2 separate regions of the Homo sapiens genome follow, and region 1 is linked to region 2. The links are chromatin loops, found by intact Hi-C in ENCODE. Cell type or tissue: GM12878. All regions are shown on one strand.

Evidence for each region. A loop is a pair of places that touch in the nucleus more often than their neighbours do. Peaks named below come from ENCODE experiments on the same cell type or tissue, not always from the same donor. Only the 100,000 strongest peaks of a DNase experiment are listed, where the experiment ranks them.
Region 1: it touches region 2 in a loop (4-fold over the local background); 2 of 110 quality-filtered maps call a loop at or near these places.

What each region holds. Positions count from the first base shown.
Region 1 is chr18:57,559,141-57,564,140 of GRCh38, reverse strand. It overlaps FECH (ferrochelatase), which reads left to right. Exons shown (of 11, transcript NM_000140.5): 6 at 1,161-1,267; 7 at 4,898-4,996. Among named protein-coding and RNA genes, the nearest start is that of FECH, 25 kb to the left of the region's middle. RefSeq lists a silencer at 1,118-1,291. In GM12878, a CTCF peak has its summit at 2,115 (motif pointing right); no DNase peak of the experiment used is centred here.
Region 2 is chr18:57,050,109-57,055,108 of GRCh38, reverse strand. LINC-ROR (long intergenic non-protein coding RNA, regulator of reprogramming) reads left to right here. Exons shown (of 5, transcript NR_152602.1): 5 at 1-550. It overlaps LOC105372136 (a long non-coding RNA gene), which reads right to left. Exons shown (of 3, transcript XR_935515.2): 1 at 4,973-5,000; 2 at 4,086-4,538; 3 at 3,627-3,871. Among named protein-coding and RNA genes, the nearest start is that of WDR7-OT1, 13 kb to the right of the region's middle. RefSeq lists an enhancer at 3,017-3,236. In GM12878, a CTCF peak has its summit at 2,728 (motif pointing left); a DNase peak (open chromatin) is centred at 3,218.

The DNA of each region.
Region 1 (5,000 bases), 510 kb before region 2:
TTTGGGAGGCCCAGGCGGGCAGATCACCTGAGGTTGGGAGTTTGAGACCAGCCTGACCAACATGGAGAAACCCCGTCTCTACTAAAAGTAAAAAATTAGCCAGGCGTAGTGGCATATACCTGTAATCCCAGCTACTTGGGAGGCTGAGGCAGGAGAATCACTTGAACCCAAGAGTTGGAGGTTGCGGTAAGCTGAGATCGCGCCACTGCACTCCAGCCTGGGCAACAAGAGCAAAACTCCATCTCACAAACAAACAATAGTTACAAAGCTTTTATCATAACATGGAAAATATTTATTTCATAATATTAAGTAAAGATGCTCAAAATACTCAGCATGCAGAATTGCATATGTATTAAAAATTACAACTTTGTAAAACAAAACATCTATAAAGAAAAAAAGAACCATATTAGAGTAAAGCAATGACTGTAATTAGCATGCTGGGATAATGGTCAGTTTCTTTTTTCCTTTCTTCCCCATCGCATACATTTCCTATAATGGGATTGATAACCTTTGTAACTGGAAAAAAAATAACATACTTTTTTTTTTTTTTTTTTTTTTTTGGGACGGAGTTTCGCTCTTGTTGCCCAGGCTGGAGTGCAATGGCACGATCTCAGCTCACCATAACCTCCACCTCCTGGGTTCAAGCGATTCTCCTACCTCAGCCTCCTGAGTAGCTGGGATTACAGGTGCACCACCATGCCTGGCTAATTTTGTATTTTTTAGTAGAGATAGGGTTTCTCCACGTTGGTCAGGCTGGTGTCAAACTCCCAACCTCAGGTGATCCACCAGCCTTGGCCTCCCAAAGTGCTGGGATTACAGGCGTGAGCCACCGTGCCTGGCCGACATACTTTGAATTGTAAGACTTGGTCCCTGTAAATATGACTGCTTATATTTCATAACTTTACGGCCATCTTGTTTTTCACTAGAACTGACATCAATAATCTTTGAAAGTCCATTGAAATTGATTGCTTTTTAGTGATCTTCATTTGCAGGGTAGTTAAATCTATATGCATTTTAGAGTATTGAAATGATTGTAATTAGACTGATTCAGTAAAGAAGCAGTTACCTGCTTTGAACTTATATATACTACCTTTACGAGTCTGTTTTTTATTTTCACCATAATCAAAATGCATCTACTAAGTGGTCTCTGTATATTTCAGGCAGCAGCTTAAATGCCATTTACAGATACTATAATCAAGTGGGACGGAAGCCCACGATGAAGTGGAGCACTATTGACAGGTGGCCCACACATCACCTCCTCATCCAGGTAAGCCAGTGCTTGCCAGCTGCCTGTCACCCCAGCATCTAGTGTGAATCAGCTTCTCATCCCTTCTGGGTTTGTGGATGTCCTTCTGAGCCTTACTGTTCCCTTGCTTAAATTGTGTGTTTGGGATTAAATAAAAGTATTATATTCTTGATTTATTATGAAAAGAGAAAATACATTTAAAGATTAAAATGACTAGACTCTTCTTTCTTCAGATTAATGCTATTAGTCCCAAACCATAACAAAACGATATTTTGAGTTTTGTGTTTCCTATGACCAGAAGAGCATTAAAGATTGTGCATGGTGTTTCAGCTAACTTACATTTGTAGGTTGAGTGACTGACCAACGAATTAAATTTTCTACTTTCTAAATCCTTTAAAATGTCAAACGATTTTAATAATGTAAAAGTAATATATCTACATGTTCTGAGACATGAAAATAAATTGAACATTTCGATTGAGAAAGTTTCACATATTAAAAGAAATTTCATATTTCTTCTATGCAATTTATATTTATAATATTTTTATTAACAGATGCTTGATTTTAGGAGAATAAGTTAAAATTACAGTTCTAAAGTTAATAGCTTTGAACTGATGTTACCATATTCTTTTCTGCCTGTCAAATATGGGAGGGCAATTGGTAAAATATTGCCCTAAATTATGCAAATATAATTTTGTTCTGCTAGTAGAAGTTTCTGCTTTTGAGTTATTTTAGGTAGGGGAAATATTAAGTCATTTAGATTTGATCCATTTTATTTTTCACTCCTTGAACGTTTTCTGACTCCCGGCAAAAAACCCTACTAACAACTTCTTTAGAAGCCTGGTGTCATTTAAATCTGTGACCACTAGATGGTGCTAGACATCATTGAAATCAGGCCAGCTCTCCCCAGAGCAGTGTTCCTTAGGCATGTAAAGGGTTAACACTTGGGTTGAAATCCAATTTTAAGTAAAAACTGAAAAGAAGGAGCTTACCCTTAGGGGTGGGTGTAGTTGTGGTCTCTGTGTGCACCATTGATGGCTGTGTTGCTGGGTCCAGCCAGTACTGCCTGAAGCACCAGCAGCCTGGGTTTTGCTTTGGGAGGCCTGCGATTGGAAAGGAGGGGGGTTTCAGGTCAGCATTGACATGTGGTAGCAGGGAATGGAGGGATCTGCACAGCATCTGCCTGCCCTGATCAAGTGAGTAATTAGATTTGCATTAAAATTCAGCCCTTTGAAAAGGAGGGAAGCAAAACGATGGAAAGGTCTCTTAACTGAGGAAGTCTCTGTTCATAAAATGAAAGGGAATTTTAGAGGCATTTATCTGCCCTCCTAGATGGTGTGATTGAAGGCTCTGAGAGGCTCGGTGCCTCTTTCATTCTGCAGAGAGGTTGGGAGTAGAAAATACCGCAGATGGGTTTTAGGTGATTTAAATAGCACTTCTCCTTGCCCATGGCGCCTCAGTTTTGAAGATGGCTTAGAGGCTGTTGCAAGCCATATGATTTGTGTTTTTACTTGCAGCTTTGCAAGCCGAGAAAAGAAAAACACTAGGCTTTGGATACGATATGACATTTTTGGAAACCAGAAAACAAAACCCTAAACTAAAATGAAAAATATAGTTTAAAACTACAAATTCTGTTTTGAATCCACATTTCTGCTTGGCATAGGTAGTAATTGCTCCAAATAGCCATTTTATTACTGTTTTCTCTAATATTGGTATTTATTTAGCTGTTGGGTTAATTGGAGCAAATTTATCTTCTAGGCTCCTGTATAAACCTTGCAGTGGGCCTCCTTATCTAGGCTGAGGTCCAAAAATAATCCTTTCTGAGCATCTTTAGTTTCCAAACACTGCAAAGACCAGAAAATATTGGTTTCGTTTGTATCTAATCCTGTCACATTTGCTGAGAATTTACATTATAAATTCTGAAAAGGGAACTTAACTTTAGGTACCATTTTATGCCTTAGGATATTTATTTACCAAATTTTGAGAGTTCTGGAAAGATTAATAATATCTCAATATTTATTAGGGAATAGTTTGCTTATCCCATAGTTTTCACTGACCACTGATGTATCAAAATACCAACAAGTGCAGATTTACATGTTTCTGATAAATTGTCCTTTATAATTTTTAAAAAGTTACAAAGGACCATTTAGAAATAATTTTAGATATGCAGAAAAGTTACAAGATTAAGAATAGTATAAGGAACTCTCATCTACTCTTTTACCTATATTACTGTATTATTATTATTTTGAGGCAGGGTTTCACTCTGTTGCCCAGGCTGGAGTTGAGTGGAACGATCATAGCTCACTGCAACCTTAACCTTCTGGGCCCAGGTGATCCTCCCGCCTCAGCCTGCTGAGTAGCTGGGACCACAGGCAGGTGCCATCACACCCTGCTAATTTTTAAAAATGTTGTGGAGATTAGGTCTTTCCATGTTGCTCAGGCTAGTCTTGAACTTCTGGGCTCCAGCAGTCGTCCAACCTTGGCCTCCCAAAGTGCTGGGATTACTGGCGTGAGCCACTGCGTCTGGCCTATTGATGTGTTATTAACATGTATATCCCACTTGCTTTATCATTTACACGCCCCGTGTGTGTGTATGTATGTGTGTGTGTCTGTGTTTGTATAAACATGATTTCTTTTTCTGACCCATTTGAGAATAAGTTATGCATATATCACCATCCTCTACACCTAAACACTTAAGTGTGTTTTCTAAAATCAGGAATATTCTCTTACATAACCACAATACAACATTCAACTTCAGTAAATTTAACGTCAATATTTAAACTTTTACTTAATTTACATTCATATTCTGATTTTGTCAGTTGACCCATTTGTGTCTTTTGTAGCATTTTTTTATAAGCTAAATGACAGAGAATGATTAAAGTATAAGACGAAAGAAAGCCCCTTCAGTTCTGGTATTTCAGCACCTATCGACGTGAATCAAAGTGCCGGCTAGACGAAGGGAGCTCCCTGGTCTGGTGGACAGAGATTTGGAGGGGGAGGCAGGAACCATGTTCTTTCTCAAGTTCCACAGATGTGACTGAATGGGCCCCTAAGTTTACCACATCTTTCCCGGCTCTGTGAATTTAATGGGTGTGTATCACCTGTCATCTGTTGTTGTGAAGGTTTTTATAAAAATTGACTTGATGGGGATATGAGGCTCAGAAGAAACTGTTATAAAAATAGAGCAGTATTTTCTTATTTCCCTACTATTCCTGACTAATGTATTTAATGTGGTATGCCTGAAAGCCAAACTAAGGAGGCTTTAGAAAGACCCTGTAAGCTGTTTTCCTGCTAACGGAGCAAATGAGAGGTCTTAAAACAACTCCTTCCCATCTGTGTTTCCTTTCCATCTGGAAGTGTGCCCTGTCCTTCCCGAGGGGAAGCAGATCCACAGCGCGCATTTGCAGTGAGCCATTAGCGAGCTTTAGAAGTTTCCCAGCAAATTCCCTAGGCCCCTGAAACTGTTATGATCCATTTTGATGATAAACCAATGCTGAGAGGCTGGACTGTTTGCAATTTTTTAAAAAAGAGAGTTCGGATTTTTGAGGGTTGCTCTGAGATTTTTGGTGTAGGCTTCATTTTAAAATTATTTTCTTTTTCCTTCCATTTCTTTCTTCCCTTCCTCTTTATCCTCCTTTCTTGTTACTCACTCAGTGCTTTGCAGATCATATTCTAAAGGAACTGGACCATTTTCCACTTGAGAAGAGAAGCGAGGTGGTCATTCTGTTTTCTGCTCACTCACTGCCCATGTCTGTAA
Region 2 (5,000 bases):
CTGGAGTCTTCCCCACTGAGTTGATGATGGAACAGTAGAGTGGGGCCTGAGCCCCGTTAGGGCATGAGCTGCTGAATGATTCATGTGAACACCATGCACATGGGAGTGAGGTTTTGAGCAGTGTGCCACAGGAGCCTACCCTCAGGCCCCACCATAAAATGTAGGGCCAGTCCTACATTTTATCAATGACTTGCGTGAACACAGAAAATGTGGATACAACCAAAAGGTAACAATCCAATTAAAAAATGGACAAAAAACTTGAATAAACATTTCTCAAAAGAAGATATACAAATGATCAAAAAGCATATGAAAAAATGCTCAACATCGCTAATTGTAAGAGAAATGCAAATCAAAACTATAATGAGATACCACCTTATATTGATTAGGAAGACTGCTATAAAAATAGTAAACAAACAAACAAACAAAGTAAGTCTTGGGGAGGATGCAGAGAAATTAAAATTTTTGTGCACTGTTAGTGGGAATGTAAAATGGTGCAGCTGTTACGGGAAACGGTATGACAGTTCCTCAAAAAATAAAATGTAGAAACAGCATATGTTCTAGCAATTCTATTTCTGGATAACATACCCAAACGAATTAAAAACAGGGTCTCAAAGAGAGATCCGTACACCCATGTTCATAGCAGCATGATTCACCCTGGCAAAAGGAGAAAGTAGCCCCAGTGTCCATTGTGAATGAGTAGATAAACAAAATGTGGCACATACACAGAATTAAATATTATTCAGCCTTTTAAAGGAAGGAAATCCTGACACATGGTACAACATGGATGAACCCTGAGGACTTTATGCTAAGTGGAATAAACCAGTCTCACTAAAGAGCAAATACCATAGGATTCCACTTATGTGAGGTACATAGAGTAGTCACATTCATAGAAATAGAAAGTAGAATGGCAGTTGCCAGGGGTCAGGGGAAAAAGTTTAAGGAGAAAGCCCCTTTGGGGGAACAAGATGGTGCCTGGAAAATAGAGGTTATAAAACCTGTATTCCAACCCTCAGTGGGCTCAAATCTTTCTGCATGGAGCCAGGTTTTCCCCATCTGATTCTTCATGAAGTTCCCACCCACCCCCTCATCTCCTGCACAGACAGAGAGCAGCCTGGATTTACTGTGACAGGGTGCAGAGGGGGTTCTTTGCAGCTGCCTTTTGGGGTGGGGCCACAGCTGGTTGTTCTTGAACCCTAAGTAAGTCTTGGGATAAAACTGTTGCAAATGAAGCTATTAAGAACCCTGGTTAGTTCAATAAGGGCTTTTGAATAACAAAACAAAAAAAAGTAGGATTCTTAAATCAGCATCATCAGCTCTGTGTATTCCTGGAGCTTGAGGGGTTCCTGCCAAAGAAGCCGAACTAAGGAGGCTTGGGAGAGGCTCCAGGGCCTTTCTGGGGTGCTTCAGAATGTGGCAGAGGTTGCTTCTCAGCAGGTTTAAAGAGTGATGATTTTACTTACAATCGGGGCTTTGTGGGAAGTTTAGATATTGCTTACAAGTTTCCAGAATGTGGTTTATTTAAAACCAGAATTTGCAGAGGACCCACTAGTCCAAGTTTCTGTGCTAATAAAGCCTGATTTGCAAAGATGGTCAGGGCAGTCACGGCAGAGTCTGCGGGGCCACCAAGACCCAACAGGCTCGGACTCAGCGTCCTCTCCTTGCTGTCTCCAAAGCAGAGCACTTACTCCTGAACAACTCTGCCCGTCAGCTGTTTGTCAAAACCAAGGCAACAATTAAAACAATCCAGAAAGCAAATTCTGGGCACCAGGAAAGCCCCATAGCAAATAGGGTTGGCCCTGGCACCAATCTGTGGGTGTGGGACATCAGAGTGCCTACCAGGTGGAGTTGGGGGATTCGAGCAGTTTCCACACTGAGAGAAGTGGGGATGGCTGGGCCTGAACCAGCTGGGGAGGGCTGCCCATCCTGCTGGGTGTCCTGTCCCAGACCCTTTCAGATGCTGCCAGGACATGGAGGGTGACAGAGCAGCTGAGTCAGATTGCAAGGGGTTCAAATGCAGAATCCTGGGCCTCCCAGGCCCACCGAATGGGACCCTGGAGCAGTATGGCTGGAGTGTGCATGGCTAGGAAGCCGGGTTTCTGACACACCTCCAGTGGATCTGGGCGCACTCCAGTTTGAGACCATCCTCTGGGTGACAGCCCTGCTGCAGGGGTCAAAGGGTGATGGATGAATCAATTTTATTGACTTTTAAAGCTGAAGGAGTCATGGGGCCCAGCCCAGCTCACCAGGCACAGAGGCAGCACATTGAATATTCACCTCCTCCTTCAGCGTCCATTTCCCTCCATCCATCCTGGTTGTGTCTCAGGACTGGCAGTGAACCGGAGAGACAGAATCCCTGTTCTCAGGGACCCACCATTCCAGATGATGACGGTGCCTTCAATTAAATAGCACTGTCACATCACAATCACCCATGATTCTATCGCCTGTTGTTGAGTATATTGTTCTACCAACTTACAGATGAGGGAATAGGACCCAAGAAGCCCAAGGGCTTGGCCATGGTCTGGAAGCTTATAAGGGAAGGACAAATCCTTGAAGGCAGTGCCTTCTGCCCCCGACCCCCCAACCCCCAACCCATGCCAACCCACAGAGAATTACTGGGCCTCATCTCTACAAATCAGGGGTTCTCAATGTGGGCACTTCTCCAGGGGACGCTTGGCAATGTCTGGAAACATTTTTGGTTGTTACAACTGGGGGTGCTACTGGCATCTAGTGGGTAGAGGTTGGGGATGCAGCTAAGCCTCCCACAAAATGCACAGCAAAGAGTGATCCACCCCAAATGCCAAACAGTTCTTGTGGCTGAGAATAGAGGCAGGGCGGGGATTTATGTTATTTAACACAGTAGATTGGCTGTTTCATAGAAGTAGTGTGAGATAAATACGTTCTTCACTTTACAGAAGAGAAAATTAAGGGTAAAAAGTAATGAATGCTAAAGGTCCCATAACTAGAACCAGGTAGAACTGGGACCTAAACCAGCATCTGTCCTGCTCTAAGTAATCATAGCTTTGCCCCTGAACCTCCTGGTCACCTTGGGGCCAGCAGACTAGGCTCAGTGCGAACAGGAGGAGGCCTGGGTCTGAAACAGCTTGAGAAGCACCTTACCCCAAATCCCCACAGATCTGAGGGCTCCTTACTTGCTGCTGTCCCCAGGGCCCTGCCCAGTGCCTCATTTCCCACTAAGGAAATCCCCTTGAAATTCTTTTCTTGGTTGTTTTTTGTTTGGTTGGTTTTGGTTTTTTGCAGGTGCTGAGGTTCAGGAGTCTGCACTCAGCTTGTCATTAAATCAGGCTTAAACTGGAAGTCTGGCCAGACTGGGGCGGGTCTCCAGTTATCTTGTGTGACAGCCACAATGGCTCGCCTGGCTTCTGTCCAATCTGGGTAGGTCTCCAGTTATCTTGTGTGACAGCCACAGTGGCTCGCCCTGCTGCCACCACCCTGGCCCCTGCTCTGGGGGTGCTTGGAGCCTCCCACCCACCCCACAAAACTGGATCCATTAAAGGGCTTTCCAGGCCACACCCAGCTAAGTTCACAACACCCCCTTCCCTGGCAGGCTGGGGCCAGGAGGGGCCCTCCCTTTCCTTGGAGGGATGAGCTGGGACAGAAGGCAGGGGAAGGAGATCAGAGATTCCCTCCATTCAATTCAGAAATAATGGATTCCTACAGAAAAGTCACTTCCAGGGACAATTTGGTGGTACCTGCTGATTGGCATCTCTTTGGAGGATTTATTTATGGGCACACAGTTCTTGAAACCTACTGGAAGGTGGGCCCAGCACCAAGGACCCACTGGGGCAGGGCGTTTCTGGAAGTAGTGCAGCTGGTTCCCACGGGAATGCAGATGCAGAGGAGGCCAACCCAGCTTCTCCCAGTGTAGCAGCCATAAAGTCAGGGGATAGAGAGGAGGGAGGGAGAGAGAGGAAATGCTTTGCAGGGCGTTGCACACTTGCTGGGCTTCTCCCCAAGGCCTGGGGCTCCTCTCCTCACCCTCTTCTGGCCCCTTCCTTTTCTCACCCTCCTCACCCCCACCTAGGCTCTAAGTGAGGAAAGAGGTGCCACTCACTCCCAGGACTCACCCCATCCGCTCCCCAGAGTGAGCCTTCTCAAAGCCTCAGAAGGAGGAACATTCCAGAAGGGAATTGTTCCTGTGCTTGAGATGGAAAGAGTACGTTAAAGTGGTCCAGTGGGCAGGAGAGATGGTCAGAGGCATGGCCCATCTGCCAGTCAGGGCTGGGGTTTGCAGACATCAGCCTGGCCAAGCTGGGACCTTTGTACCCCAGCCCAGATGCCAGTGAGGTCAGCGAGGCCACGTCTGAAATGTAAAATGCAATCATGGCAATAACTTCCCTGTTTCCACGTCTCACCTTTATGACACATTGTTTGGCTGGGGTTTAAGGAAGCAGAACCACTAGGAGTGATGTAGAATGAGCAGCCCACTGCAGGGATTTGACTGCTGTGGGAGCTGGGCACACAGTCTTGTTTCTTCTGAGTGGGGTCATGTGCCTGAAGTCCCAGGGCCAGCGTTGCAACTGAAAGACAGGAGTGACAGGGGAGAGCAGGGACAATGGGAACCCCCAGTGGACAAGGTGGAACCTGCCTTGGCCTCTCTGTCTCCAGGCTCCAACCTGGCTACCCAGGAGGCCTGCCTGCAGGAGGAGGCACGCTTCTGCCCTGGAACTATGCTGGCTCACACCTGGCCACAGTTTGGAGCAGCTGAAGGAAGGAGTCTTCTGGGAGATGGGAGACTGGGGAAGGTAGGGGTGTGCTTGGGGAACTGAGAGGAGGTGGGGAACATATATTAATAATATACCCATACTAGCCGGGCAGTGGCTCAAGCCTGTAATCCCAGCATTTTGGGAGGCTGAGGCAGGCGGATCGCTTAAGCCCAGGAATTCGAGACCAGCCCAGGCAGCATGAAGAGACACCCCCCACCCCGTCTCTACAAAACAATACAAAAAATTACCCAGGTGTGGTGGTGCGACCCTATAGTC